Linked DNA regions of Homo sapiens: region 2 is linked to region 1. A link is a loop called in an ENCODE intact Hi-C map of the cell type or tissue named here. Cell type or tissue: GM12878. All regions are shown on one strand. Each heading gives the region's core, and the rest is flanking DNA. Links, peaks and the distances in the headings are about the cores only. Region 1 has its middle 8.6 kb from the start of KIF14. Region 2 holds the start of GPR25 (G protein-coupled receptor 25).

Region 1 (15,407 bases), core at 2,318-4,817:
TGAAATCTGAAAAAATATTACAAATACATTCTGAAAAATAACCAAATAAATGAGAAAGACTAGATAAATAGATATTGTAAAGCAACAATGTTTTTTAAACAGGCAAAAAGTACAGAGATATTGAAGAAGTATTCACTGAGATAGAGACCATAAGTAGCTCCAATTATATAGACCAACCAAACAGATGATAAAGTACTCATTCTAAATCTTACTCTAAAAATCATTCTAAAACTCAATTAAAATTAAGGTATAAGGAAACTATCAGAAAATAGAATATAATATTTATCAGGGCCAGGTGCGGTGGCTCACGCCTGTAATCTTAGCACTTTGGGAGACCAAGGCAGGCGGATCACTTGCAGTCAGGAGTTTAAAACCAGCCTGGCTAACATGGTGAAACCCCGTCTCTCCTAAAAATACAAAAATTAGGCAGCCGTGGTGGCGGGCCCCTGTAATCCCCGTTACTCAGGAGGCTGAGGCAGGAGAATCACGTGAACCGGGTAGGCGGAGGTTGCAGTGAGCCGAGATCGCGCCATTGCACTCCAGCCTGGGGGACAAGAGAGAAACTCCGTCTCAAGAAAAAAAAAAAAAAAAGTTATCACATCTATGGGAAAATGATCATTCAATTTAGAAACAAAGCAAGATATGTCAAAGAAAAGACAGACAAACTCAAATACATAAAAATTTTAAACATATGTATAATTCAAAATAATAAAAATAAAATGTAACTGGAAATATATATTAAACATGACAGAAGACATAAAGACCTTTTTCAATTTTAAAAGGAAAATAAGCTCATAAATAGAATAAAGCAAGTATTTTTTTAAATCCACCAGAGGGAGACAAACAGAAAGAAAACGTGGAAAGAGTCGAAGTAAAACTGGCACGTTTGAAGCTTTCTGGATTATGTAAGATTTAAAGAAAAATGATTAACTCATGCTAATTAATGATCTCTTAAGATTAAATTTTTTTTTTTTGAGACGGAGTTTCGCTCTAGTTGCCCAGGCTGGAGTGCAATGGCTTGATCTTGGCTCACCGCAACGTCCGTCTCCCAGGTTCAAGCGATTCTCCTGCCTCAGCCTCCCGAGTAGATGGGATTACAGGCGTGCACCACAACCCCAGCTAATTTTGTATTTTTAGTAGAGAAGGGGTTTCTCCATGTTGGTCAAGCTGGTCTCGAACTCTCGACCTTAGGTGATCCACCTACCTCAGCCCCCCAAAGTGCTGGGATTACAGGCGTGAGCCACTGCGCCCGGCCTAAGATTAAATCTATTACAATTTAGCAAATTTCACAATTTTTAAATTATTAAAATGTGGTATGTATTTTCCTGGTGTTTGTATCTAGTTGCACTTGGGGTCTATAACGAAAAGGTGCAATAGGAAATTAATAATTTTAAAATGCAAAGGACAAAGCAAAAGTTGTGGAAAAGTGGTAAGAGCACTTTGGATTCTAGCTGAGGATCTGTCTCAACCTAATGGTGAGACCAGAGATAAGTCTCCTTACTGTAGATCCCTCGCTTGTGAAACGAAAGTGCTGGATTAAATCATCATAACCAGCAAGGATTGAGTCCTTTCTTTGTGCAAGATAAATAACCTAACTCCATAACCTTATAAGATAGGTATTATGATTATCGCTGTTTTACACATGAGGGAAAGTGGGTTTCCAAGGAGTTAAATAGCTTGCCTGACATTATACAACTACTGGGTCACAGAGTTAGGTTCAGAACTCAGGAAATTAAACACCATTTCCTGTGCTCTGTACCACTACCCTGTACAACAGTTTTTACAGATTCTTTCTGGATCTCAAATGTCTATGGCTTTATAATAAGGACAAGAGTTAAACAAACTGCATGAACCTAAAGGTATTTTAAAATCTGTCATATTTTGTATTTTCCTTCTAATTTTCTTTTTTTTATTTTTATTATTATTATTATTATTATTTTGAGACGGAGTCTTGCTCTGTCGCCCAGGCTAGAGTGCAGTGGCGCCATCTTGGCTCACAGCAAGCTCTGCCTCCCGGGTTCACGCCATTCTCCTGCCTCAGCCTCCTGAGCAGCTGGGACTATAGGCATGCGCCACCACGCCTGGCTAATTTTTTGTATTTTTAGTAGAGACAGGGTTTCACCATGTTAGCCAGGATGATCTCGATCTCCTGACCTCGTGATCCACCCGCCTCGGCCTCCCAAAGTGTTGGGATTACAGGCGTGAGCCACCGCGCCCGGCCCTAATTTTCTTTTTCTTTCTTTTCTTTTTTCTTTTTTTTTTTTTTTTTTTGAGACAGGGTCTCAATCTGTTGTCCAGGCTGGAGGGCAGTGTCATGACCATGGCTCACAGCAGCCTCAACTTCCCTGGGCTCAGGTGATTCCCCCGGCTCAGGTGATTCCCCTCACCTCAGCCTCCAGAGTAGCTGGGACTACAGGTGCATGCCACCACGCCCAGTTAATTTTTGCATTTTTTTGTGGTGACGGGATTTCACCATGTTGCCCAGGCTGGTCTCTAACTCCTGAGCTCAAGCGATCCACCTGCCTTGGCTTCCCAAAGCTTTGGGATTACCGGCGGGAGCCCCTGTGCCTGGGCTCCTTCTGCTTTCTAATACATGTTAGACCAAGAGTCTTGGAAGTATCCACTATAATATGCTTACATTTTTTTTTATCAGGTCTTGTTGATGAATCTTTATGAATTCAGTTGTTGTCACTTGGTGAAAAAATCTAAATACATTCAGCAATACTGCCAATAATTTTAAAAGAACAATTATGCAAGTAATCCCTATTATTATTATTATTATTATCATTAATATTATTTTGAGACAGAGTTTCACTCTTGTTGCCCAGGCTGGAGTGCAGTGGTGCGATCTTGGCTCTGCCTCCCGAGTTCAAGCAATTCTCCTGCCGCAGCCTCCTGAGTAGCTGGGATTACAGGCATGCGCCACCACGCCTGGCTAATTTTGTATTTTTAGTAGAGACAGGGTTTCTCCATGTTGGTTAGGCTGGTCTCGAACTCAGGTGATCCACTCCCCTCGGCCTCCCAAAGTGCTGGGATTACAGGCGTGAGCCACCACACCCAGCCTAGTAATCCTTTTTAATATATAAAGAAAAGAACTCAGGGATTAGAAAATATTATAGACTCTCTTTTTCTCTTTGAGTCATGCTGGTTTCATTCCAGGGAAGATTAGCAAGATTTAAAAACCATTGTCAGCCCCAAAGCCTAGTGAGTATCCTATTTTTACATAAAGGAAGCTTGGGTCTTACATAAAGTTTCATTTAGGAAGAACAATTTTTTTTAAGGCCTAGTTTGACCTTCAATTGGTTGTCTTCTTCCCATTGTGCTTTGCCAACATAGCCCAAGGTCATTCTGACATCCTGTTGAAAATGCTGGGGATTCCTCCAAGTAGACTTGTAGGTATTTTCCTAAAATGGATAATGAAAAGCTTCAAGTCACTTACTTTTCAACAAATTTACAGAGAGGTATTAGGTGATCTCAATAAGAATGTTGAGTATGTACAAATCACTCAGCTGTCTGTACTAACCCCAAAATAGTTCATAATCTCATTTCTTTTCGGTGGTACATGTCAATACTAGCAGTGTCTAGGCTGCCTAGAATTGCCTAGAATGACACATGTTTAGTTGTTTTTATAATCAATTTTTAGTTTGTGTATTCACATAAATCAATTTTCTAATTTAAAAAACAGCATAAAAAAGATTGTGTCAAGTAATTGCTTCTCATGTTCGTGGGTATAAAAGGGCAACTGTCAAGTAAGAAGCCACCTGGATTGCAAGAATTATACATCATCTCAGTCTTTCTAGAGGGGAGAGAGGGGAGTTTTTCTTCAGTGTTGTAGCTTCATGAATAATTCCACACCCATCCACATGTCTTTACCCGTTTACATAAGGTTTTTTTTTTTTTTTTTTTTTTTTTTTTTGGTTTAGACCACAGGCTGTTCTCTGATTCACTCAGGGGAAAAAAACATCTACCATCAGAAAGAGTTCTGCTCTTTTTTTTTTTTTTTTCTTTTTCAGATACAACAGTCTGGGGTACAACAGAGAGTTGAGTGTTCTATTTGGACTAACATTTTCTCAGTTTCCTCTAGCATACAAAGATGAATAAATGATGGCATTTTTCTGTCTTCTGTGATAAACAGTGTTTCTGCAAGCCATGGTGTAGGTTTATGTGGACTTTATGGGTTTCATTTAATTCACATGAAATTATGCCAAAGAATGAGCCCATTCACTGTGTCCTGTATTTCTCCCAGCTGTATTTCTTTAAATATTATTAATAAGTTTCTGTACTACAAGCATTCATTAAACCCAAACATCCACTCCAACTGACAGCAATTGGGCCTGAGCAATTTGATATTATATTCCTGAAAAAAGAAAATGAAAACAAACTCTCATTTTATCAGTTTTCTCCCTTATCCCAGAAATTTAACAAGGGCAATGCAAACTGCTATCCTATAATTTATTCCACTGTCTGGAAGTCTAAAGCAGGACTGTGCAAGATAGTGTGAGCTACATGTGAATTTTAAACCTTCTAGTACCCACTTTAAGAAAAGTAGAAAGAGAAGGGACAATTTATTTTATTTAATTAATCTTTTTTTTTTTATAGAGATGTGGATCTCCCTATGTTGTCCAGGCTGGTCTCGAACTCCTGGGCTTAAGCAATCCTCCTGACTTGGCCTCCTAAAGTGCTGGGGTTACAGGAGTGTGACACTGCACCTGGCTGATTTTAATAATTTATTTAACCCAATACATCAGAAATATTATCATTTCAATACATAATCAACATTAAAAAAATGTTCATGGCCGGGCACGGTGGCTCATGCCTGTAGTCCTAGCACTTTGGGAGGCCGAGGCGGGTGGATCACGAGGTCAGGAGTTCGAGACCAGCCTGGTCAACATGGTGAAACCTGTCTCTACTAAAAATACAAAAATTAGCCGGGGGTGATGGTGTGCATCTGTAATCCCAGCTACTCAGGAGGCTGAGGCACGAGATTGCTTGAACCCAGGAGGCGGAGGTTGCAGTGAGCCGAGATAGCACCATTGCACTCCAGCCTGGGCAACAGAGCAAGACTGTCTCGGGAAAAAAAAAATTCAGATATTTTACATTCTTTCAGGCATTCAGTTAAATTTTTACACTTCACAGCATTTACAAGACCAGCCACATTTTAAGTGCCTGATAGCCACAATATTGGATGGCACAGGTCTAAGGGGTCTCTCTCTCTCCCTTTCTCTCATTGCATACAGGAAAGAGATAGCAGGGTCTTAGGATGTGGATTCAAAATGTATTAAATATCATAAGAGAATTGCATTCTAACTGGATGAAAAGGGCTGGAATCCCCACATCTCCTGATGTCTCTCTGGCCACAAACTCCATGGCCTTTCTGGCCTTTGATCTGGTCTTTTGTTGATCTCTGCTGGCAAAGGGCTGTGGTTTGAAGCGTTTCTGATTTCATGAAGTTGGAACTTATCCTGAACTGATGGTTCTACAATAACCTGATTTTATATGTACCTGATGTACTGAAATTAATGCTAACTTCAAAATTATTCCACTTCCTTTCTCTCAGCTTAAAACCCCCCACTCTCTCCCTATAATTTGAAGTCTTACCTCAAAAGTATATGCCCGTGAAAAGTGCCAAGTCAGCAAAAGGGTGAGGCCAAAGACATAAAAAGAATTGTGTGGGCCAGGCACAGTAGCTCAAGCCTGTAATCCCCAAGACTTTGGGAGGCTGAGGCAGAAGGATCGCTTGAGGCCAGGAAGTGGAAGCTGCAGTGACATATGATCACACCACTGCACTCTAGCCTGGGCAACAGAGCATGATCCCATCTGTAAATAAATTAATACATAGATAGATAAAATAATTGCGGGGACCCTTATTTGATACTCATGACCGCTGAACCACAGTTTAAGGAATGATTTTTTTTTTGTACTCAGCTCGAGAAGAGGTTAAAAAAATGCCTTTAAAAAATATTATATAGCATGTTCCTGAGTCCCAGACCAACCTTTCCTTTTTTCTCTTTTGTTCCCTTTTTAACACAATTCTCAGTTTCTGGGTAGCTACAAGCCCAGGATTGCACCCAGGATTCTAAATGAGATGTGAGAAACCATTTACAGAGAGGAACTATTACTTTGCTCTACAAGGAAATCCCCTGTTTGCAACTAGACTGTTGATGATATTATTATCTAGCCCTAGGGCTCTTTCCTCATTATTTTCTGCAATTCTACCTATTAGGGCTCCATTTAAATGTCTCATGGATACTACTTTGATGCATGACCTTCCAGCTTTGTGAGAGTGAATTTCATTAGCCTCATTTCTGCCCATTTCCCTAAACTGTTTAAATCTTTAGTAATCTGGTCCATTCCTAGAATGTAGCAACTGATACTCCTTCATCACAGATTCATCTGTAAACTTAGCTTCCTACCTCAGGACACAGTAAACTCCATGCTCCCTTTGTTTTAAAGGTACATAGTGTGGAGTAATTAGAATGGCACACTGAGGACAGAGGTCCTGCTTTTCTGGGGTGGTAGGTGTGCACCTGAATGCAGGCTGCCTGATCCTGGCTCCTCTGAGCTAAGCTCCCTCGCTGTCTCTACTCAGTGCCTTGGAGTTGTAAAGAGGGGACTCTTTCATATTCTGTCTATGTCATATTCATAGACAGAGTTTTCTCCTAATTCAGGTCTTCCTGCCCTGCTATAACCCTTAGCTCTGGCTAAAGTTTCATTTCTGCTTCTACTTCTAGGGAGGGGTGACGTTTTCATTGAGAAGTGCAATAGGCAGCGGATGTGGGGATTCCCTTTCTCCCCACCATCCCGCCCACCCCCTCCATGTGGCCGTCTTTCTCCCCACTCCCGACTGTGCTCACAACAAAGATAAGACTGCTGGGTTTCATAACTCACATGTCTCTCAGTACTGATTTTGACTTATTGAGGTTGCTACTTTGGCCCAATGCTGTAGGTTGATGCCTCTGTCCCGTTCAGTGATGCGAGCTGAGCTTTTAAACATCTGTGGTCTCACCTCACCTGTTTTTGTGTTTAACCACAATGGCTGAGTCTCTTCAGTGACAGAATGGTAAATCAGGATTTGAATCCAGGCCTTTGTACCCTAGGTTTGCATTCAAGGTAAAAGCTAGGCTTTGAGGAACATCAGCAGACAGTTGTGCATGGTTATGAGAAATAGAGAGGGGTGGGGAAAGAGACACAGGCAGGGAGGTCAGAGAAGGTACTGGGACAAGTGTGAGGTAATGAGCAACCTGACTGGCATCAGGGCAGAAACAAGGCAATTGCTGTGACAGACATTTTGAGGTTGAGGATCAATATAATTTGGCATAGTGATTTTATGGTGGGGGTGGGGAAGAGGAAGGTGACTGGCTGGCACTTTCAGGTCACAGAACAAGTGTCAGGAGACCCAGTCAAATCAGTTAAACTTCTTTGATTCTATTTCTTCATGTGGGAACTGATGGGGTTGAACAAAATAATGTCAGGTACATTCTAGAACCAGGGTTCCTTGGCTTTCATCATTGTCTGTACTCATTCTCCTCAAGTAGACAGCGTTAGGCAATGTTCATCACTTAGGATTTGATCTCAGGACTTTGGTCAGGCTTTGGATGGCACAGTGTCACCCAAGAGATATGGTCTGTGGGCTGCCATGAAAACACTCACACCAGAAATATCTCTTGCCTCTTTCACGTAGATGTTAAGGGTGAGGCTCCAGGGCACATTGCCTGGGCTTGAATTCCAGCTTCACCGCTTATTAGCTGCATGGCTTTTGGCAACTGAATTAACTTCTCTGTGCCTCAGTTTCCTCATCTGTAAAACTGACCTAATAATAGTGCCTATCTCACTGCATTGTTATGAGGATTCAATGAGATAGTACATTTGCCTGACACATAGTATTATACATTTAGCCATTATCATTTCATATTTCTTGGTTCCTGAAATCCCACCATTTATGATTTATCCAAATAGGACATTTAATTGTTCCTTCAAGAAAAAAAACAAAAACAAGAAAAAAAATAAAGGAAGCCATTTTGCCAAAGTCGCAGTATGAATGAACTCATCAGAGACATTCTGATGGGAGTGAGAGCAAACTTTAGTCATGAGGAATCGGAGGACATGGTATGGGGCACTGGGGCTGATGAGGAAAGCAGGCCTGGAGGAGGGGCCTGGGTTTGGGCAGTCAGACCACAGCAGGAGAGCGCCAGCCTCCAGGTGGAGGAGAGGATGGCACTGCACGAAGGGAGATGGGCACGGAACAAGGAGGGGAAGGTGCCAAGGTTATTTTGGCTCTCCATCCACTGCCAAGGTGTGAAGAGCTATGAGGCAAAATGGTCACAGTCCTTGGAAAGCCAGGGTCCCTGCTGCCCCATCTTTCTCTTTTTTTACCCGCCCCGTAGGACTGGACAGCAAGGAATGCAAACAGACCTGTTCTCTCACTGCCTCTGAAAAGAGTGAAAAAGATCTGCAGTGGCAGCTGAGGGAAAACTGAAGAAAGGGCCCCTTGGGGTCAGCATCTCCCGTAGCTTGCGCACTTTGCCTTCCACTATCACCCTCCACCAAAAATAAACGGGAGCAGCTTGAAGAGCAACCCAATATGCTTCAACCTACTTCTGGGCTTCCCAGTGAAACTTTAAGTCTTTTGAGGGCAGAAACCATATGTCACAGACTTTGTCTACCACAGCATCTGGGTCATTTGCTGAGCCGGTTCTGACCCGAGGCCTGTCTGGATGAACAAAAGCATGAGTAACTCTCAAGACAAGTAGGTACAGTTTGTCACAAGAATTACAGAATAGAATAAACCCTCTGTTTCTTGTTGCTAGAAACTTGAAAACAGCCCTTCCAGGTTTATTTGGTTTTTAATAATGCCCACGAAGAAACATTTTAACTCCTCAGATATAGCTACTGGTGTCTGAATTCTAATAGCTTGTTCCAATTGCAACGAGTCTCTATTCTTATAATGTTTAACATTGAACATGTAGAATCAAATGTTTCATCTTCTCTTTGGTGTTATTTTCCTTTTAAATATTTTATTATTGTTGGAATAATAATACTGATTTGTGTATTATTTTAAATAAGTTTTATTTTATTTTATTTTATTTTTATTTATTTATTTATTTATTTTTTGAGACGGAGTCTCGCTTTATCGCCAGGCTGGAGTGCAGTGGCGCAATCTCAGCTCACTGCAACCTCCGCCTCCCAGGTTCAAGAGATTCTCCTGCCTCAGCCTCCTGACTGAGTAGCTGTGATTACGGATGCGCACCACCATACCAGGCTAATTTTTGTATTTTCAGTAGAGACAGGGTTTCACTGTGTTGGCCAGGCTGATCTCGAACTCCTGACCTCGTGATCTGCCCGCTTCGGCCTCCCAAAGTGCTGGGATTACAGGCATGAGCCATGGCTCCCGGCCATAATTTTTATTTCAAAAATTCTTGTTTTATACCTGGGATTCAAAGAATCATGTAGGGCCAGGCATGGTGGCTCATGCCTGTAATCCCAGCACTAAAGCTAAAAGTGGGGGATCGCTTGAGGCAAGGAGTTTGAGACCAGCCTGGGCAACATAGTCAGACCCTGTTTTTACAAAAAATAAAAATAAAAAACTTAGCCAGGTGTGGTACTATGCACCTGTAGTTCAAGCTACTCAGGTGGCTGAGGTGGGAGGATCGCTTGAGCCTGGGAGGTGGAGGCTGCAGTGAGCCATAATCAGACTACTGCACTCCAGCCTGGGCAACAGAGTGAAACTCTGTCTCAAAAAATAATAATAATATAATAAAACAAAGAATCATGCAAACTTATATGAGGTAGTAGTGGGAAAAAGGCACAAGTTTTATAATTATATAGACTTGGACTTAAATCCATGTTTTACTATGCCTGGAATGCAATCTTGGGCAAGTTACTTAACCCCTCTGTGCCTCAGTCTTCTCATCTGTAAAATGGGATAGTAATAGTTCCTACTACATGATGTTGTTGTAAGGATTATGTGGGTTAATGAATATAAACCAGTTGGCACATGTAAGTTGTTAGTAAACGTGACTTCCTTTTTCTACCACTATAAAGATTTCCATGGTAGTCCAGTTTCTGCTGCAATAATGCTGCATAACAAACACCTCCAAAATTTCAATGGCTTCCAATAAGCATTCACTTCCTTGGTCATAGGTCCGATAGTTGGCTGGGGTGGCTCTATTTCAGGCTGCTTGTGAGGTTCAGGTCGACTTCATGTGTCTTTCTGGGATCAGATTGAAGGGGCAGTGGCTACATGGAGCAAGATCATTTAAAACCTCTGCTCTTAACACATTTGCTTTCATTCCATTGGCCAAGCCCAAAGTCAGTGGAGCAAGAAGGTGCAGGAAAAAGGAAATGGCTATTTGCTGAGTAGTAATCTAATTTGTCACAACCGAGAGTTTAATATTTATAAATTTCTGAATTATATATCAACAAAGAGAATGAGAAAACCTAGATCAAGTGTCCATAACTATTATCTTCCTAATATTTTAGGGGAAAAAAATCAATCAATCCAGTATTCAATTTTTGGCCAGGCGCGGTGGCTCACGCCTGTAATCCCAGGACTTTAGGAGGCCTAGGCAGGTGGATCACTTGAGGTGAGGAGTTCGAGACCAGACTGGCCAACATGGCAAAACTCTGTCTCTACTAAAAACAAAAAATTAGCCAGGTGTGGTGGTGTGGCGTGTGCCTGTAATCCCAGCTACTCGGGAGGCTGAGGCAGGAGAATCGCTTGAACCTGGCAGGCAGAGGTTGCAGTGAGCTGAGATCATGCCACTGCACTCCAGCCTGGGGAATAAGAGTGAAAACTCCATCTAAAAAAAAAAAAAAATTTTGAATTCAGTTTTAAGGATGCTTTTTATATATTGCCAAGTATTACAGAATTTCGCTTTCTTTTTAATGACTATAAATCTAAAAATTTAAAAATGAAACACTATGTTATTTATAGTGTTTTATTATGTTACTTTATATAAATTTTAATAATATATAAATGTTCTAAATAGGTTTTATTTTTATTGTGTTATATACTATATAAATAGTTCTCTAAGCAGTTACTGAGAGCCTAGCACAGATATGTTCTAGGGATTCTGAGGACTAACAAAGTAGGCAGAATAATGTCATGGAAGATGTCCAAAGGCTTGGGCTCTGGTCCTAGCCCGCCAATGGGTCTGTGGGCTGCCAATGGCTCATGCACATTCATACTTTCCCTCTCTAGGGAAAAGTGGCCAGGTGATCTGTCTGGCCCCAGATGTTTTGTTTTTGGACAGAGGATACAGTGCCTGCTTTCAGAAGAAATGGGAATACCCAAAATACAGAGGAAGGAATGTATATGTTGTCCTATCTCTACCAAAACTCAGCACAGGGAAGTGGTTCTGTATACAGGTGCAAAGGCCAGACTGCCTAAGTCTGAATCCTGGCTCTGCCACTTACCTTGGGCACCTTAGGTAACCCCTCTGAAATCTGTAAAATGATGATTTAAAATTGTACCTACTTCATAGAGCTTTTGTCAGAATTAAACAAATTACTCATCAATAGTAGTCAGAACAGGCCAGGCGCAGTGGCTCACACCTGTAATCCCAGCAATTTGGGAGGCTGAGGCAGGTGGATCACATGAGGTCAGGAGTTTGAGACCAGCCTGGCCAACATGGCAAAACCCCGTCTCTACTGAAAATACAAAAGATAGCTGGGCATGGTGGCATGCGCCTGTAGTCCCAGCTACTTGGGAGGCTGAGGCAGGAGAATCGCCTGAATCTGGGAGGCAGAGGTTGCAGTGAATGGAGATTGTGCCACTGCACTCCAGCCTGGGTGACAGAGAAAGCCTCCATCTCAAAAATTAAAAAATTTAAAAAAAAGGAGTTAGAACACTGTCTGATACCCAGGAAATGTTACAGCAGTGTTATTCATTACCTTTGTTAAACAGTTTAAAAGTTTGAGCTATTATCTTGCTCCTTAAAGAATCACTAAATGATTTCTGATCTACAATAGCTCCTTTTCATTTGTCAGAGAAACTGTGTCTATTAACTAGTAAGAAAGGAATTCTAAGTCTATTGTCTTAGAAGTAATTTAATCATTAGCTTCTCCAGTAGCTTTAAATTGTGGATAATAACCAGAGACTATTTAAGAGAGTGCAATTACTTCAACCTTCATCAGTCCATTGCAGCTCCATCTAACCATATATTTTTGTTTTTCCCTAACTATTAGTGTTAGTAAAAAAACTAATCAAAAAGAGTATCAGTCATCCTCATTTAGTTTGGTTCATTGCTTTATGGTCTTACCTTCTTTGATCTTTGATTGTTTCTTTACTCACCTTCTACTTTCATTGACTACATTATTTTAAAAATAATTATATTGTTATTTTCATTTCATATTGTTAAAAGCATAGGAACTGGTCCCCTAAATACTTAACTGATGATTATTTGCTATTATTAACAGTTTTATGAAATTCACAGTTTCATTTTCATAATTACCATTTTACTATTTAGCATACTTATTTTAAATGAAATAATAAAATAGTGCTCCTCCAACAAAGCATAAAACTTTATGGTAACTGGCTACTTTGTTGCTCTTTCAACCAAATAAAAATTTTTATATTTATTTATGAGATTTTGCTTCCTTTTGTGAAATAAAGACCTAATGAGCACAAAAATGAAGTCTTGATGCTCATGAAATCGTGATAAATATCATCACTTTTTCCCTTACTTATTGCCAAATGTCTGCCCTTCCATGCACACCCACACTCACCACCAACTACAGGGACTCACCAGTGTTCTGTGCTATGTTCAGCAGGCCAGGATGCACTATGAATATAAATGGTGAGGGGATACAGGGCTGTAACCAAGGAGCTCAGAGAGGCCAGGAGGAAGCCAAGCACCAAATCCTAGCTGTCCTAGCTTCTAGTCATTGCATTGCTGCCAAAGATGCCAAATGCTGTGGGGGGTTAACTACGATCACAACATTCACCTCTTTGCATTCTCACAAACACCCCAAAACTTGCAGACACCTCATTGCACAACTCCAGGGGGCACTGTTCACATACTGCCCAGCAGCTCTGTGAACTTGCTCTCATGTGTCCAACCTTTATCTCTAACTCTAGCCCTACCTCTTCTACCTTCTCCTGGTTAGCTTTTGTAGAGACTAAAAAATTAAATGCAGTTAATCAGAATACTCTGGTGACTAGCATTTTCTTGAGATTAGAAAAGATGAGAATGAAAGCTCAAGCAAGCTGCAGAGACATGGACTCTGCTTTCAAAAGCTGTCTGAAACTTTCAGATCTATAAAGAAATTTGACTTTTTGTAAAAGACCTTTGCATATGTTAATCATGGTCACTAAGGATCATAAGGTCTGAATATCAGAAGATGTCACCATCATAGCCTATCTACACAAGTCCTATGCAGCAATAATATGGCCTGGATTTTTGGCAATCTACTACATATATAACTGATATGATTGATTTTAAACCTGTGAAAGACTAATCATATAAATGCACTTATCTATCAGGAAAAACAAATCTTCTGTAAGATTATGTCCATATTTTGGTATTGGAATAAGTGGTCATTATAGGTATACATCTAACTGATGCAGGTATCTCCTTTATTTATTTATTTATTTAAGACCAAGTCTCACTCTGTCACCCAGGCTGGAGTGCAGTGGCATGATCTCAGCTCACTGCAGCCTCAACTTCCCAGGCTCAGGTGATCCTCTCACCTCAGCTTCCTGAGTAGCTGGGACTACAGGTGTGTGCCACCATGCCTGGCTAATTTTTGTATTTTTTGTAGAGATGGGGTTTCACCATGTTGCTCAGGCTGGTCTTGAACTCCTGAGCTCAAGCAATCTGCCCACTGCTTTGGCCTTCCAAAATGCTGGGATTACAGGTGTGAGCCACCATGCCCGGCTGATGTCTGTATTTTTTTTTGGTTTTTTTTTTGAGGCGGAGTCTCGCCCTGTCACCCAGGCTGGAGTGCAGTGGCTCGATCTCAGCTCACTGCAACCTCCACCTCCCAGGTTCAAATGATTCTCCTGCCTCAGCCTCCCGAGTAGCTGGGATTACAGGCGCCCGCCACCATGCCCAGCTAATTTTTGTATTTTTAGTAGAGACAGGGTTTCACCATGTTGGCCAGGCTGGTCTCCAACTGTGACCTCGTGATCCACCTGCCTTGGCCTCCCAAAGTGCTAGGATTACAGGCATGAGCCACTGCACCCGGCCATCTGTATTTTCTTTTTTTTAAAAAAACAAATCTATTGAGTTCACTGGTCTCACAAAGGCTATCTAGGCTTTTGGTTACTAACTTAAACAGGAAAAACCAATGTTTTTGCAAAACAAAATGGAGATCAACAACTTAATTAGTTATTTGAAAGTACTATGTATCCAAGATTAAAACCATACTCAAAGATTAATCAAGAAAAGCTATGGAAGCTTCAATTACACATACAGGAAATTGAAATCCAGAGAATCCTACTTTACAGATTTTCTTAAAAGGAAGCATACAGCTCAGTCAGAACCTATTATCTTCAGTACACACTGAATGCTAGGAGAGGATGGCAGGAGAAATCTGAGCTATCAGACCTTCTTCACCTTGGAGCCACTACTGATTCCTCAGTTCCTGGATTGATGTGCCCAGGACACCTTTAGTCTGGGTCTTTCTTTAAACCTCATATGAATCCTTGAATCATTTACAATGATCTCTCATTTTTAAAAAAAAGTCAGAAATGCATCATCACCCAATACCTCTCCAACAACATTAAGGTAAATCATTTTAATTTTCTTTTTCTTTTCTTTTTTTTTTTTTTTTTGAGCCAGAGTCTTGCTTGGTTGCCCAGGCTGGAGTGCAGTGGTGAGATCTTGGCTCTGCCTCCTGAGTTCAAGCAATTCTCCTGCCGCAGCCTCCTGAGTAGCTGGGATTACAGGCAGGCGCCACCAGGCCCAGCTGATTTTTGTATTTTTAGTAGAGACAGGGTTTCACCATGTTGGCCAGGCTGGTCTCGAACTCCTGACATCAGGTGATCCACCTGCCTCGGCCTCCCAAAGTGCTGGGATTACAGGCATGAGCCACCGCGCCCAGCCAATTATTTAATTTTCTAGAGGTTTGAATGATTTATAATTTTACATGTACTATTTAATATCTATTAATGAAAGTTCAAGTATACAAACTAATTTTTCTTTTTCTTTCTCTTTCTTTCTTTCTTTTCTCTCTCTCTCCCTCTATCTCTCCCTTTCTTTCTTTCCTTCCTTCCCTCCCTTCCTCCCTTCCTTCCTTTCTTCCTTCCTTCCTTCCTTTCTCTCTTTCTCTCTCTTTTTCCTTTTTTTGTGATAGGGTCCTGCTCTATCACCCAGGCTGGGGTGCAATTGTTCAAACAGCTCACTGCAGCCTTGACCTCCTGGGCTCAAGCGATCCTCCCAACCTCAACCTGCTGAGTGGCTAGG
Region 2 (15,407 bases), core at 4,936-7,435, 240 kb after region 1:
ACTCCTTTTCTGTTTCTTGAATAAAATGTAGTTTTTGGTAAAATTATTTGAACTTGAGATAACTCATACAGTTTTTCTATCCCCTAACCTATGTTTAAATTTAATAACTTGAATATTCATAACAGGCAACTTGAAATAATTAGCCTTTTAAAAATACTAACTTAGGGCAATGTTAAAAAGTCGGTAACTTTCTATGCTTAGCACAGACGGTCTACATAGTATGATTTATAAATGTGCTTATCTTATGTTAATCTTGCTCATACTAATTCACTATCTTTTGGTGAATTGATAGTTATATTGTACCAGAACTAGTGCTCTATGTCTTTGAAACTGAATGGCCAGTGAACTCACTGATCTGGAGTAGCCATGAGAAGCTAGTTCTTGACCATTATTTTGTAAGTTTCACTTTGATTTTGCTGATTCTACTTACTCAGAACAGAGTAAAGAAAAAGGTGTTTTTTAAGAAAAAAGAGATCTGATAACAAAACTATAAAATAATCGTCATGCCTAATTATATACCTGAAGAAATATCTGGTTAGTAGACATAAATGTGGTTTTCTAGCTTGGGACCTTTTTGATAGGTTCTGTAACTTCAGAGCACAGCTATATTTCCACAATATTTCCAGTACTTTAATTTTCAGAAATAAAAATATTTAACCCGGCCGGGCGCGGTGGCTCACGCCTGTAATCCCAGCACTTTGGGAGGCCGAAGTGGGCGGATCACGAGGTCAGGGGATCGAGACCATCCTGGCTAACATGGTGAAACCCCGTCTCTACTAAAAATACAAAAAAAATTAGCCAGGCCTGGTAGCGGGCACCTGTAGTCACAGCTACTTGGGAGGCTGAGACAGGAGAATGGCATGAACCCGGGAGGCAGAGCTTGCAGTGAGCCGAGATTGCACCACTGCACTCCAGCCTGGGCGACAGAGCGAGACTCCGTCTCAAAAAAAAAAAAAAAAAAAACCCTAAGACCCAGGCAACATTAGAAAAATGTACACAATGCCAGGTATGGTGGTGGCTCATGCCTATAATCCCAGCACTTCGGGAGGCCAAGGCAGGCAGATCACTTGAGGTCAGGAGTTTTGAGACCAGCCTGGCCAACACGGCGAAACCCTGTCTCTACTAAAAAATAAAAATTAGCCAGGCATGGTGGCATACGCCTGTAATCCCAGGTACTCAGGAACATGAGGCAGAAAAATTGCTTGAACCCAGGAGGCGGAGGTTGCTGTGAGCCAAGATCGCACCTCTGCAGTCCAGCCTGGGTGACAGAGTGAGGCTGTGTCTCAAAAAAAAAAAAAAAAAAAAAAAAAGTGTACACAAACCCTAGAGCCCCCACACAATAAGAATGTGTTGCCTTATGACTGAAATTGATACTTCTTAACTAGGGCAGAGGAAAATATTCTGTAGTGAATAGGAACAAACACCTTTATTTCATGATCTGTCTACACAGAAAGATGATAATAAAATTCAGCAAAGGAAATGTAGCTGTAATGTTATGACCTAGGAATTGGCTATTGGAGAAACACATCTATAAAATGAGTGTGAAATTCTGTCGTCCCTTAGAAGTATATAGATGCTTAAGAAATAGGTATCTTCTCAAAAGAAACAAATGAGATATTAATGATTTTGCCTAATTTGATGGGGGTGGGGGAAGTACACAGATTGGTATGTCAGAGTTGCTCTTCAAATAAGGAGATCTAGAATCTAGTTTCAGTCACTTCCTTTTTGCCCCTGTGGGCATGTAGGTCTTCTAGCAACTCAAGGCCACATGCTTAGACAACACAGATTAGTTTTGTACATGTGTTTAAATCACTGTGGTGATATGTGTCACAACAACAGCTAAAATCAGATAACTTTATTCCATCTACAGTGGCTTATTTATGTCAGGAAAATAGGGGGCAATTATTTTCCATCAAAGAGGTGAAAAGCAAATTAAGAAATGTTTTAAGACCCACTAAGGTTTTTTTTTTTTTTTTTTTTTGGGGACACATTAAGCAAAGCCACCATGGTACCTTAGGCTACTAATGCATTTGATTCTTCTTAACCCCAACCTGTTGTTTTAGGTGATTGAACCTGTGATTCAGCCTTCAGTAGGTGTTAGAGGCATCCAACACAGGTGGCAAGTATCGTCTACAGCACCTCTACTTCACAGTTACATTCAGCTGCTGTGATTCCTGGCCGACCCTATTATTCATACTTCAGGGTTTGTGTGTTTATATAGAAAAGGAAATGTGGCTCTCAACCCGAGATCGCGCTGCTGCACTTCAACCTGGGTGACAGAGTGAGACTCAGTCTCAAAAAAAAAAAAAATTGCTTTATAATTTAAAAGATTCTTTGCTTTGCTTTCTCTTTTAACTTACTGCTGCCTGGGAGGAGGTGAGCATTTACGTCTCCATTCTACAGATGAGGAAGATGAGGCTTTAAAAGGTTAGTAGCTGTCCCAGGGACTCAAAGCTAGTAAGTGACAGCATTACAAGTGGCACCTAAGCCTTCTGGTTTCAAATCCCCTTACTGTGCCATATGGTACAGTTTCCCACTGCGTTGTACATGTTGTGGAATAAGAATAAGGCTCACAGCTGTTACTAGTTAATAACGTATTCACCATTGGTAGAAAACTCAGAACTTGTGGTTAAAGTGGATTTTGTTCTCTTGCCCAAGACTGTTAACCATCATCAACACAACAGCTAAAATCAGCCTGTTACGCTCACCTGCTGTTTAATATCTAGATTCATAAAGATGAGAGAATGGAAAAACTGCAAAAGTGGTGAAAACAAATTCTGATAATAGGTTAATCAGAATTATCTAGGAAACAGTTATTAGATGAAAGGGGCTAGGTAGGTCACAAAGGTAAGTTCTCTTCCATCAAGGAACTCTTGAAGTGGATGCCATTAGACCTTTACAAACAACGGATATACCGTGTGCTGTATTAGAGGTATGGAACCGAAAGTAAAGGACAGATGCGCCCTTGTCTTGTCAACAGTAAGAGCCTCTTGTCCATCAAGAGAATTCATGTACTTTATAGGGTACTAACTCTACTAAAACTAACTCTATAAAGAACTTAAGACTGCTCTTCCTGGGGAACTTGTCTACAGGCACTCAGAATGGTCCAGCATTTGACATACTGTCATAGGCTTTCCTACAATACAGCCTCTAACAAAACTACGCGAACCCCTGGTAATAGAATTGTTTACCTTTATACCAAGAAGGTTGGGAAAGCATCAAAATCTGCGTGTGGCGTGTGCCCAGGCAGACTTTGAAGGGTTTGTGCTGTAAGACCTAAAGTTCTTATGAGGTTGTCCAAAACAAAGAAACATGTCAGCAGGGCCTATGTTGGTTCCATGTGTGCTAAATGTGTTTGTGACAGGATCAAGCGTGCTTTCCTTATCAAGGAGCAGAAAATTGTTGTGAAAGTGTTGAAGGCACAAGCAGAGTCAGAAAGCTAAATAAAAAATGAAGCTTTTTTGAGTAATAAAAATGAAAAGACTTGCTGTATGGAAAAAAAAAAAGACTATCTTACGTTGTCAGCCAACAGGATACCACATTAATTCTTTAAATACTGAATTTTGCCGGGCGCGGTGGCTCACGCCTGTAATCCCAGCACTTTGGGAGGCTGAGGCGGGCAGATCACGAGGTCAGGAGATCGAGACCATCCTGGTTAACACGGTGAAACCCCGTCTCTACTAAAAATACAAAACTTTAGCCGGGTGTGGTGGCGGGCTCCTGTAGTCCTAGCTACTCAGGAGGCTGAGGCAGAAGAATGGCGTCAACCCAGGAGGCGGAGCTTGCAGCTAGCTGAGATCGCTCTGCTGCACTCCAGCCTGGGCAACAGAGCGAGACTCCATCTCTAAAAAAATAAATAAATAGTGAATTTTGAATTGCAGAGACATCAGTTCTGTTGATAGGGCCTTGAGGTCCTCATTTATGATGAGAACAAAACTAACTAAACTGCATCCTCTTTCTTAGCCAGAGGCTAAGTACAGATATTTTTGTATACATTACGAAATGAGTTTGTACTTGGATTCTTTATCCTTATAGTCTCAACACAATCGGTATTCAATAAATATTCGTCAAATGAATACATGAAGGGAGGACTATGCAGTCCTGGCCCAAAATTCAAAATCAAATTCAAAACATGTTCTGATTTCTTCTAGGTCACCCTTCATTTCTTACTATAGATATTTTTGCCCCCAAAATACAAACCCAAAGTTGGCTTTTCTGCTCTGACTCCCCCTGGTTCATGCCATTTCAAAGGACCCAGGTGCAGCTTGAAAATCTGACCTATTGGTCACCGTGACACAATGATGTACTGTTCCTTTTTACCTCTCTCCAGCTCCTCTCACAAATTATGGGCCAGTCTCAAGGCTCAGTTATTCATGTTCTGCTGTCTCCACTCTTTCCAAGAAGGGCTTCAATATCAGCTTTGACTGACACCTCCATTCAGAATCTACATCTCCAGCCCTGAAAGCTTCCTCTGGGCCCACTCATGCATCTAACTGCCATCTCAACATTTTCACCTGGGAGTTCCAAAGTCATCCTCAACTTAATCTGTTTAAAAACCAAAAGTCAACCTGATTTTACAACTTCCTTATAAAAGCAACTCTCCTTCCTGAAAGCCAGCCACCAAGACTGAAAGGTCTTATCCCTTGTCTAACACAGAAGACAGCCTCATGCACAGACAGCCACCAAATCCTATCAAATATTTTTACTTTGAAACTGCTCCTCATCCCTGCTGCCACCAGCTTCAAGTCCAGGCACCAAAAGCTTATGCCTAACTGCAAGAACCTTCAAGTGGTCTTACCCTAATTCGATTTCACCCTCCAAAGTGTCTTGCAAAATCTAACTTTCTTAGACTTATCTTAAAAGTTCAACATTGTTTTTATTTTGAATTGCGGGGAGGATGGGGGTGGGGTGTTGAGGTGGTGGTAATCTGTTCAGTGCTTGGAACCACTAAAGGTCTTGATCCTGTTTTTCAGGCGGCTCCTATACACAGACCTTTTTCTTCAGAAAAGCTGACCTGCTTCAATCTTGATAGAAGTCAGGATATCACAATCTGCCTTATATCAAAGTTATTTGTACATTATAGCTAATCTCCAATAATGTGTAAGCTTCCTGTAAGGATGCACCATGTCACATTCTTTGTATCTGTTACATTACCCAATAACAGTGCTTGCCCCACAGTAAGAAGGGGCTGTTTACAAAGTCAACTGGAATCAAATGTGATATTAAGAATTGGTTTTGGCCCGGGCGCAGTGGCTCACGCCTATAATCCCAGCACTTTGGGAGGCTGAGGTGGACAGATCACTTGAGGTCAGGAGTTCAAGACCAGTCTGGCCAGCATGGTGAAGCCTTGTCTCTACTAAAAATACAAAAACTAGCTGGGCATGGTGTTGCACGCCTCTAATCCCAGCTATTCAGGAGGCTGATGCAGGAGAATCACTCGAACCCAGGAGGCAGAGGCTGCAATGAGCCGAGATTGCACCACTGCACCCTAGCCTGGGTGACAGAGCAGGACTCCATCTCAAAAAAAAAAAAGAATTGGTTTCACTGATCAGTAGCAGGATCACAGCACTGTAGAGGGACCCTCTACCAATGCCAAGGGAATGCTGCCAAATTCCTCCTGCAAATACTTGGAAATTTACACTAACTCTCTGTGAAATCACTGAAAAGTAATGGCAAATCATAGGTTAGAAGCTCCTGTGGGCAGAATAATTGCTACAAAGAGAAAACGTTACTTTCTTTCCAAACAAATTCTGGGGCCATTTTTATATTGGGGATGTCCCTATTGCTTGTCTTTTAAGTTTCTGATGGTTTTTTTTTTACCTTTAAAAAACGTTCGAGCTACAGGAACCTGCAGTGGAAGAAAGGAGTCTCACTTTCCTTGAAAGCTACACTCTTCTCCTCCAGCCTCCCCTCCCTTCCCTGACCCCCTCCCCCATGTCCCCTAAGAGGCATCAATGATGTCCGGGGTAGATGGGGGGCCCTGGGACAATCACACAGCTGCAGGCCACAAGGCTTTCACATTGAGTCATCTCCTTAGCAGTGTGGGCTGAAGCCGAGTCTCATGTCTAACTCAGATGATGCCCTTTCCCAGCTACCCCGTATTTAGTACCTGAAAGTTTCTGAAGTAAATGAACATCTGAAACATTCTGCAGGGCCTCTGGCATCCAGGGTGGGGCTCCTCATCTGGTGTGTGCCAGCCCTCCCTTAGATGTTGAGGGTGCAGGGTAGGGGCAAGAGCTATTACTGTCTTCTGTCCTCTAATACCCTGTCCCTACCACCCTCCCCGCCCCCCGCCCCCCACCCCACTCACACACACGGCCTCAGGGCTATGTGGTCTATGGGAAACCTCATCTTGGTAGCCAGTCAGTAATAGTGAATAAAATAGAGGACTCCCCATTCCCAGTTCAGTGTTTATCGAGAGAGGTTGTAAAAACAAAGAGATGTGGCTTTGCAAGATTTTCCTCACACTCAGGACTCAAGTTACTGTTAACCTCTCCGTCATCCGCAACTGACTTGGCATAAGGCCACCTGTCTGTGCTTGGGTCCTGTCAGCAGTTTCTCTGCAGCATCCAGACTGTCACCTTGTAGAAATCACCATTAGGATAATACCAGGCACCAGACACTGTGGTGGTCAAATCTTGAAGAGTCAAATCTTGGGAGTCTCTCTTTATAGATTCCCAATCCAATCCCCAAAACATTTACTTACCACCCACTATGTGGAAAGAAAGCACTGTGACCTGGAGGGTAGGAGAAGCAGCGCAAGCAGCTGAGTCTAGCAGCAGGACCACCAGAAACTAGAGCCATTCTTCACGATGCTGCCAGCCAGGGAACGGAGTGAGCCCATGAGCTCCGACCCAGCATGGGCAGCACCTTCCACAAAGGGTGCCTCATTTGATCTTCACAACACCCCTATCGGGTAGATACTATCATGCCTATTTTAAGATGTGGAAACTGGAGCCCAAGATCACACAGCTATCAAGTTATAAAGCTGACATTTAACCTGGACTCTGACCACTAATAATCTGATCTGCGTGTTCACTGATCAGAAACAGACAAAATGACATATAAGAAATTGATATTGGCCGGGCACAGTGGCTCACACTTGTAATCCCAGCATTTTGGGAGGCCAAGGTGAGAGGATCGCTTGAAGCCAGGAATTTGAGATCAGCCTGGGCAATATAATGAAACTGTGTCTCTACAAAAGGTAAAAAATAACATTAGCCAGGCATGGTGCTGTGCACCTGTAGTCCCAGCTTCTCAGGAGGCTGATGCAGGAGGATTGCCTGAGCTGAAGAATTTGAGGCTGCAGTGAGCTATGATCACACTGGGCTACACTGCAGCCTGGGCAACAGAACAAGCCCCTGTCTATTAAAAAAAAAAAAAAAGAAATGCATATAATAAAAAAAAGAAATGCATATAATAAATTCTATGTCACAACACAGAGCAAGGTTTTAAAAATATATATTTTAAATTTAATAAATGATGTTAGGAAAGCTGGATAGAAATATGAAAACATCGATTACACACCAGGTAAATTTTAAAATACTAATGAAAATTATTTTTTAATGACAGACTGAATCTTCTTACATTGTCAAAGAGAAAGTAACATTCTAAACTCTGAAATTGCTAATAGCAACAAATTTGACTATATGAAAATGTCAAACTAAAATAAATAATAGCTAAGAAAAGAATTTGGAAAAATATTTGAATCAAGTGGAATAAATCATGACTCATCCTAAATATATAGTTTGTACAAATTAATAAGAAATACATAGATTATAATAAATATGTGAAGGACATGATTAGAATGGTTCACTTAGGAAATAAATAGATTTTCCATCTTATTTATAAACAAGTGCAAATTGAAATGAGGTACCATTTTACCTCACTGCCTATTACAATGGAAAATATATGTTACCGATGAACATCTCTAAGAAGACTGTGTTGAACCTTATACTCTCATACAATGCCAGTGACATTCTAAACTGCTAATCACTGTAAACATTTGTATCAAGCAATAAAAATTTTCATTGCCTTTGTTACAAAATTTGTATTTATAACGTGTTTTACAACATATTTATATAAATGTTATATTTATACATATTTATATAAATATGTTATATTTGTACATATTTATATGTATATAAATACATATTTATATGTACTTATACAAGAGCATTTATGTTATAAAAACAATATAAAAAAGTCATAAGTGCAATTATTCATTACAAATTTCTATAACAGTTAAAAATACTAGAAACATCCTAAATATCCATATTTAAGGGTTTAGAAAATTAAGCAACATAGACTCATGTGGATTTATATGATATTAATTGAGAATACTGTGTACACTCTAATTACAGATACGACTTTGAAACACCTGTGTAAAAAATGTGAAGAATATCTGAAATGGAATATTTAAAAATAGAAAATCTAAAAATAATGAGATTACAAATAAATACTTTTGAAAATGTCCTTCACTGGCTAAGTTTGGTTGTGTAGGGGTAGCAGGTCCAAGATGACGACTACTTCTTTATTCTGTAATGTATTAGATGGCTTTTATGATTAAACATAAAAAGGCAAATACAATTTACTTAAAATGTTAAGATTCTTTGTACAGAAAAATTAAAATTAGAAAAAATAAGTTATAAGAACTTAAATATAACCTGTAAAGGGGCAGAAATAAACCTACTCTCGAAAACAATTTAGCCCGAAGCATTGGATATTTATTTAAAGTATCTCCTCTGTTTTCAGGCTTGTGCTAATCACCCTGATGAGTAGAAAGAAGCTCCCCCTCGCCCTGAGAAGTTCATAATCCCATGGGCAAGGCAAGACGGAGCCACGTAACAGTTGCCCTGGCTCCAGCAGTGCAGAGAGAGGAAGTCCTCTTAGGGATGGAGGTTAGAGAAGGCTCCCAGGGGTGGGATGGAGGAAGAGGGAAGACTTCTTCTGCTTTGTCCACACCTGTTAGAGAGCATGGCCAGGATTCCCAGCCTGTAAGGGTGAGTGTTTCTATTAGTTGACTTGTGTGTAATCCTGTGGGGAGTCCTCCTGAAGGGTGAAAGAGCAGTCTTGTGAAGTTGGCCTTGGTCACTGAAACCGGGCTGGGCACCCCAGGAGACCGGGCCTAAGGCAGTGTCCCTGGCTCTGACCTTTGCTGTTTCTTCTCATCCAGACAAGTTCAGTAAGGCCCATGGACAGCACCCAGGCCTCAGCAGAGAAAATTCAGCATATGCTCTGGGCCACAGACTTCCCTTGGGTATGAGATGATGGCCCAGGAAGCAAGTAGCTCTGTGATTTTTAAAATAACCTACTTCTACTTCCCCTCAACCCCCTTCCTATATTCCCCTCTTGGTCTGCTTGCCCCATTCTTTGTTTTCACCCGGCGGCTTCTCTGCTGTTCATCTCTAGCTTTCAGGATCACTCACACTCTCTGAGCCCGCAGACTGAGGTGTGCCTGAAGGGGTGAAGTCCAGCAACACTGGGTCTGTCTCTGATGGTCTCTGGGCTCTGGCAGGCAAGCACTGCCCCTGCTAGCCTTCTAGGGGAGGAGGCTGCAGCCCCCTACTCCACCCCGGATGTGGGCACCGCTCACCAGCAACCACATGCTCAGACATTAGAAAAGCGGCTCTGGGGTGGGTCTTCAGGGGAAAACCAAGCCCGGAGGCTGAAAAGCCAGTGAAGGGAAGGTCCAGACCATTCATTCCCTAGGCTCTTCTCTTCCCTGCCCATCTTGTAATTGGTGTGGGAGAAATTCTTGACAGGAGCAGCCTAAACACTGCATACCCAACCCTCTGTGAGCTCTAGGACCATTTTCTTTTTGAGATGGAGTCTCGCTCTTTCACCCAGGCTGGAGTGCAGTGGCTTGATCTCAGCTCACTGCAACCTTTGCTCCTGGGTTCAAGCGATTCTCCCACCTCAGCCTCCTGAGTAGCTGGGACTTGCGCGTACCGTGCCCGGCTAATTTTTGCATTTTTAGTAGAGACAGGGTTTCACCATGTTGGCCAGGCTGGTCTCGAGCTCCTGACTTGAAGTGATCTACCCACCTCGGCCTCCCAAAGTGCTGGGATTAGATGTGAGCCACTGCGCCCGGCCTCTAAGACCATTTTCCAAATCCTTCCTGGGGATCTCCGTGTGCCAGAGGGACCCTGAGCGAGGGTGACCTTATGTCCCAGTTTGCCCAAAATAGTCCTGGTTTACGGCCCAGGTTAATTCTGATAGTGCCCCTTTCACTCTCAGAAACATCCTGGTTAGATGATAAATTATTTCATGACCCCACTTCAACATCAAACTGAACACATACACACATGTGCCTCTCTGTGTTCTTGGCAGTTAAGGGGACAGCGTCCATATAGTCCCTAAGCAGAGAAACCCCAGGCTTATCTTTGACTCCTCTTTGTGAGACCTATGATGTTACAATTATCTCTTGAATATACCCTCCCATTTCTGTCCCCACTGCTCATGATCTATTTCAGACACAAATAATTACAACCTACTATGGGGTCTCCCTGGCTTGAGCCTCTCCCTTCTCCATAGTTCTGCCAGCGATCTTTTCAAAACACAGATCGATGCCTCCTGGCTCCCCATGACCTATAGATTGAAATCCAAATCCCCTCATGATCCTTTCCTGCTTCATCTCCTGCCCCCACCTTCCTACCCTGGGCTCTGGCAGACTGCTTGTCCCCTGAAAAGCCCACATTCCTACTCATTTTGGTATACTTGTTCCCTTTACTCCCTCCTCCGAGTCTGACCCTTTCTTCTCTTTTCTGCTGCTCTTATTTGACTTTCAGCTCCTTCCTGGGACTGATCTCAAGTGTCATCTCCTCGAAGGCCTTTTCTGATTCAGCCCTCCCGTCAAAAATAATCACTCCCCCTCCACTAAACCCTAAGAGGGCTTGGTTTTTAACATTTACTACAATTTGGCCCCTGCATAAGATTACATAAGATTCTGCTTATGTAACCATCTCTCCTGCCTATGCAACAAACTGCGAAGGCCAAGAATGGCATCTCTTGCAGTGCCTGAAACAGTGCCTGCTTCATGGAGGAGTTCATTGTTAACAAGTCTTAATCGAACAAAATTGATAATCCACCTCAAATTTTCCACACCGGGTTGCCCGGCACATCAGCCACTCATACCTGGGAACACTGGGGACAGACTCAGAGGGCACTGTGACATCAGTTCTACCACAATATCTTGTGGAAGGGATATCTGCTAAGAAGAATTCAGATGTAAGTGGCTGCATGCCTCCTTCAGGAGAAAGAGCAAGCTTTCCCTCACCCATCCTCTCCTCCTTAGGTCCCACTGCCTCCTCAGGGTCAGACTTCATTCCCCCTCGTCTTTATGAATCCTCCCCTTACTCTCAGTTTCTCAGTTCAGAAGGGATCTTGCTGCCTCCAAGCTCCTGACTCATAATTTAGGACAACTAATCTGGTGTTTCATTAGGTGTCATCTTTTGAACTGAGCTTACATCTGTGTCTGGCTTGACAGGTTTTTTAGGATAGGAGAAGACAGGGAAGAGGCAGATGTGAATCCCAGGTTTCACCCCTTTCCAGCAGGATGATCTGACTACACCCCTTCCTCGCTGCCTTAAAACCCTTTCGCGTGGCTTCATGAGGACCTGACTGGGTCAGAGAAGCCACTCATAGGGTGAAGACATGAGCCCCACATCTCAGGACGCTAACAACTGCTTGACTGCCCAGGGCGGGCTCCCCCACCCACCCAGATCTGCTGTGTCCCGGCAGTGGAGTCTTTCCTAGGGAACAGGTGGATTTGGGGTGGGGCGTGCCTTAGGCCCCATACTCATAAAATCCCGGGGCTCTGTCTTCTCACCTCTAAAACAGAGAAGACAGCAGCCGGTGGGTGCAGGTGGGAAGGGGTGAAGTGGAGGCTGAGAAGAGGTTAGGGCTCTCGGGCACCCACCACCTCTTGCAACGCGACCCTGAGACAGTGGGGCAAGTATCCCGATTTCACGAACAAAGAAACTGAGCAACTAATAGAGGAATGGGCCACGCTCCTACTGGGAGGCCGGGCAGGTCTCCCAGCCCTGAAGACTTTTCCTCCCAAGATTTAGATGTGAAGCCCCTTTTGCCTGTCCCTGCCCTTACCCCTCGGGTCAGCCCCAAATCGGAGGCCACCATCTCTCTCACAGAAGCCTGCCCCTCCCACCCCATCCCCTCCTCCCTCCCCTCTTTCCTGCCCACCCATTTGCCTCCGGCTTGGGTGGCAGGAAGGGAGGTGCAGGGCCGGGCGTGAAGAGCAAACCCCCTCCTGCTCAGAGCTGCTGCCGCCTGCGCCCAGGGCTGCACTCCGCGCAGGCCTCATAGCCAGGCCATGGCCCCCACAGAGCCCTGGAGCCCCAGCCCGGGGTCAGCGCCCTGGGACTACTCGGGGTTGGACGGCCTGGAGGAGCTGGAGCTGTGTCCGGCCGGGGACCTGCCCTACGGCTACGTCTACATCCCCGCGCTCTACCTGGCGGCCTTCGCCGTGGGCCTGCTGGGCAACGCCTTTGTGGTGTGGCTGCTGGCCGGGCGGCGGGGCCCGCGGCGGCTGGTGGATACCTTCGTGCTGCACCTGGCGGCAGCTGACCTGGGCTTCGTGCTCACGCTGCCGCTGTGGGCCGCGGCGGCGGCGCTAGGCGGCCGCTGGCCGTTCGGCGATGGCCTCTGCAAGCTCAGCAGCTTCGCGCTGGCGGGCACGCGCTGCGCGGGCGCGCTGCTGCTGGCGGGCATGAGCGTGGACCGCTACCTGGCCGTGGTGAAGCTGCTCGAGGCGAGGCCACTGCGCACCCCGCGCTGCGCGCTGGCCTCGTGCTGCGGCGTCTGGGCCGTGGCGCTGCTGGCCGGCCTGCCCTCCCTGGTCTACCGGGGGTTGCAGCCCCTGCCTGGGGGCCAGGACAGCCAGTGCGGCGAGGAGCCCTCCCACGCCTTCCAGGGCCTCAGCTTGCTGCTGCTGCTGCTGACCTTCGTGCTGCCCCTGGTCGTCACCCTCTTCTGCTACTGCCGCATCTCGCGCCGCCTGCGACGGCCGCCGCACGTGGGTCGGGCCCGGAGGAACTCGCTGCGCATCATCTTCGCCATCGAGAGCACGTTTGTGGGCTCCTGGCTGCCCTTCAGCGCCCTGCGGGCCGTCTTCCACCTGGCGCGTCTGGGGGCGCTGCCGCTGCCGTGCCCCCTGCTGCTGGCGCTGCGCTGGGGCCTCACCATTGCCACCTGCCTGGCCTTCGTCAACAGCTGCGCCAACCCGCTCATCTACCTCCTGCTGGACCGCTCATTCCGAGCCCGGGCGCTGGACGGGGCCTGCGGGCGCACCGGCCGCCTGGCGCGAAGGATCAGCTCAGCCTCCTCGCTCTCCAGGGACGACAGTTCCGTGTTCCGTTGCCGGGCCCAGGCCGCGAACACTGCCTCGGCCTCCTGGTAGCTGCCCCGGGCCGCTGGAGGTGGGCGGCAGCGGAGCATCGAGAGGAGGCCAGAGGTCCCGGAGGGGACTGAGCTCCCCAGACGCGCCTGTTCTGGCGGCAGCAAGCTGCTCGGGCCGGCATCGCATTTCCTCGCGCGCTGCCTGGACTCCCAAGGCCTCCTCCATCGGTTTCCCCGGAACCTCAGAACAATTGAACTCCCCTAAACCAGGCTCCTGTGACTAGCTGTTCCCTCTCAGCCTGCAGGGTACCTGAGCTAATTTTGTCCAGTCCAAGATAGGTGCTATGAGATGTAGCAGACAGCAACTCGGAGACCCGCAGATTCACCAAGTAGACAGAAGGGAAGTGGGTTTCCTTCTCTGTCCCATCGGGAAGAGAACCCACCAGAATATCTAACCCAGACCCCCAAATGCCATTCTGATTTCTGGCTGTGCTTTCTCCCGTCTCCCACAATAGCCGTTGCTTTCAGAGAAATACCTTCTCCAAGTCAGACCCCCTGCCCTTCTCACTCACAAAACCCTTGCATTGAATCTGGTGACACTTCTCCCCCTGTGAAGCGGCAGGACTCACCTGGAAGTTGTTCTGGTCTTTCCCTCTGGACAGAAGGTCCTGAAATCGCTCACCAGGCGTTTTTTGAGGTCTCCATCACTCAGCCAGGAACCTCAAAATCTCTGTGAATTCATCTTTCTCAATAAACACTCTTGCTAGCCCTGTCTTGACAACCGTCTTTGCTTGAGCAGTGGGAGTGAAATGCATATCAGGAGGCGGGTCGTACACTGGGTGAGACAAAACTCAACACAGTAGTTGAGGTTGATCTCAGGATGATGAGGATTTGGGGTGGTGTCTGGGAGCATGAGAGCTGGCTGCACTCTGCAGGTGCAGTAATCCCACAGGAGGAAGCAAGTCATTTATTCTTATTTTTAAGGACATTTCACATTTTGAAAATTACCGAAAGAAAATATATTTATATAAGGGCATCTGCCAGCCAAGTGTCACTTCCAAGAGAAGATGTGTCATTTTGGATTTTCAAATATATACCAGGCCCCCCCTTTTTTTTTCTATCTTTTTTCAGACCTTCCAGTACAAACTTGGAGGATTAGCCATTTTCTGACTCTGTCATTTCTCATTTGAGGTTTCTGTAGGGTTTGGAAATTCACTGTTTATACTTTTGATTTAAGAGGATTTGGCCTAAAGACATTTCAGTCAGTGCACATCCTAGCCAGATCCCCACAGGCCAGTCTTGATGTTGCAAGCTCTGGGGGAACGGGTGGGTGTGCACGCACATCAGCACCTCAGCACTAGGTTGGGTCTGAAGGCTGGCATTCTGTCGCAGGCTATCCATCCCATCCCCCCATCAAATACCCCTGTATTCTCTTCAGCATTTGGAGCTGCTTGGATTGAACATCGGCTCTCCTAGGTCAGCCTGCCAAAAAGTGCATCTCTGCATGTTCCTACCATATACTCCAAGAGAGGCAAGCCTTGCAGCCTGTGAGGTCACCTCTGCCAGCAGGACACATTTCAGGCACTTCGGTGTTTGAGAGTTCAGTTAAGTCTTGGCCCTTCCTATCCTCACGATTGCTCTCCGAGGCAAGAAATTATTTTTTCATGGGGCTGAGACCCCAGAATTTTCAGGGCAGGGAAGCTGATTCTCATCTGGGTTTGTGTGTGACAAGATCTCAGAGTACAGAGGAGGCACTTTTCTAGGCTATTGGGACTGAGCCCCCACCTCCACCCCTGCCAAGTTGCTGCTTCTGACTTACTGACTAGTTGAGTTCCCTGAAAACAGACAGGAAGAAAGAAGACTTCTCCATGCCCTGGTGGGTTTTCGTCTCCCCTCCTGCAGTAGCTATTGAAACTCAGCATTCCCCTCCTGCTGTGGAACTCTGCAATGTGGAGAGACAGTTTCCGCCCTTTGTTTGAGTAGATCACGGAACTGGTCTACCATGTGTCCTTTGGAAATTTTCCCTTAAATTCAGACAAAAATGAAAGAGG

The links. A loop is a pair of places that touch in the nucleus more often than their neighbours do. Peaks named below come from ENCODE experiments on the same cell type or tissue, not always from the same donor. Only the 100,000 strongest peaks of a DNase experiment are listed, where the experiment ranks them.
Region 2: it touches region 1 in a loop (5-fold over the local background); 2 of 110 quality-filtered maps call a loop at or near these places.

Annotation. Positions count from the first base shown.
Region 1 is chr1:200,621,644-200,637,050 of GRCh38, forward strand. No RefSeq gene overlaps it. Among named protein-coding and RNA genes, the nearest start is that of KIF14, 8.6 kb to the left of the region's middle. In GM12878, for the core only: no CTCF peak of the experiment used is centred there; DNase peaks (open chromatin) are centred at 3,298 and 3,868; H3K4me3 peaks cover 486 bases; H3K27ac peaks cover 1,660 bases.
Region 2 is chr1:200,860,707-200,876,113 of GRCh38, forward strand. GPR25 (G protein-coupled receptor 25) reads left to right here and starts at 12,275. Exons shown (of 1, transcript NM_005298.4): 1 at 12,275-13,472. The coding sequence starts at 12,332. The coding sequence ends at 13,417. It also overlaps the pseudogene RPL34P6. RefSeq lists enhancers at 5,883-5,932, 12,327-12,969 and a silencer at 6,223-6,272. In GM12878, for the core only: no CTCF peak of the experiment used is centred there; DNase peaks (open chromatin) are centred at 5,765, 6,045 and 6,451; H3K4me3 peaks cover 455 bases; H3K27ac peaks cover 1,596 bases.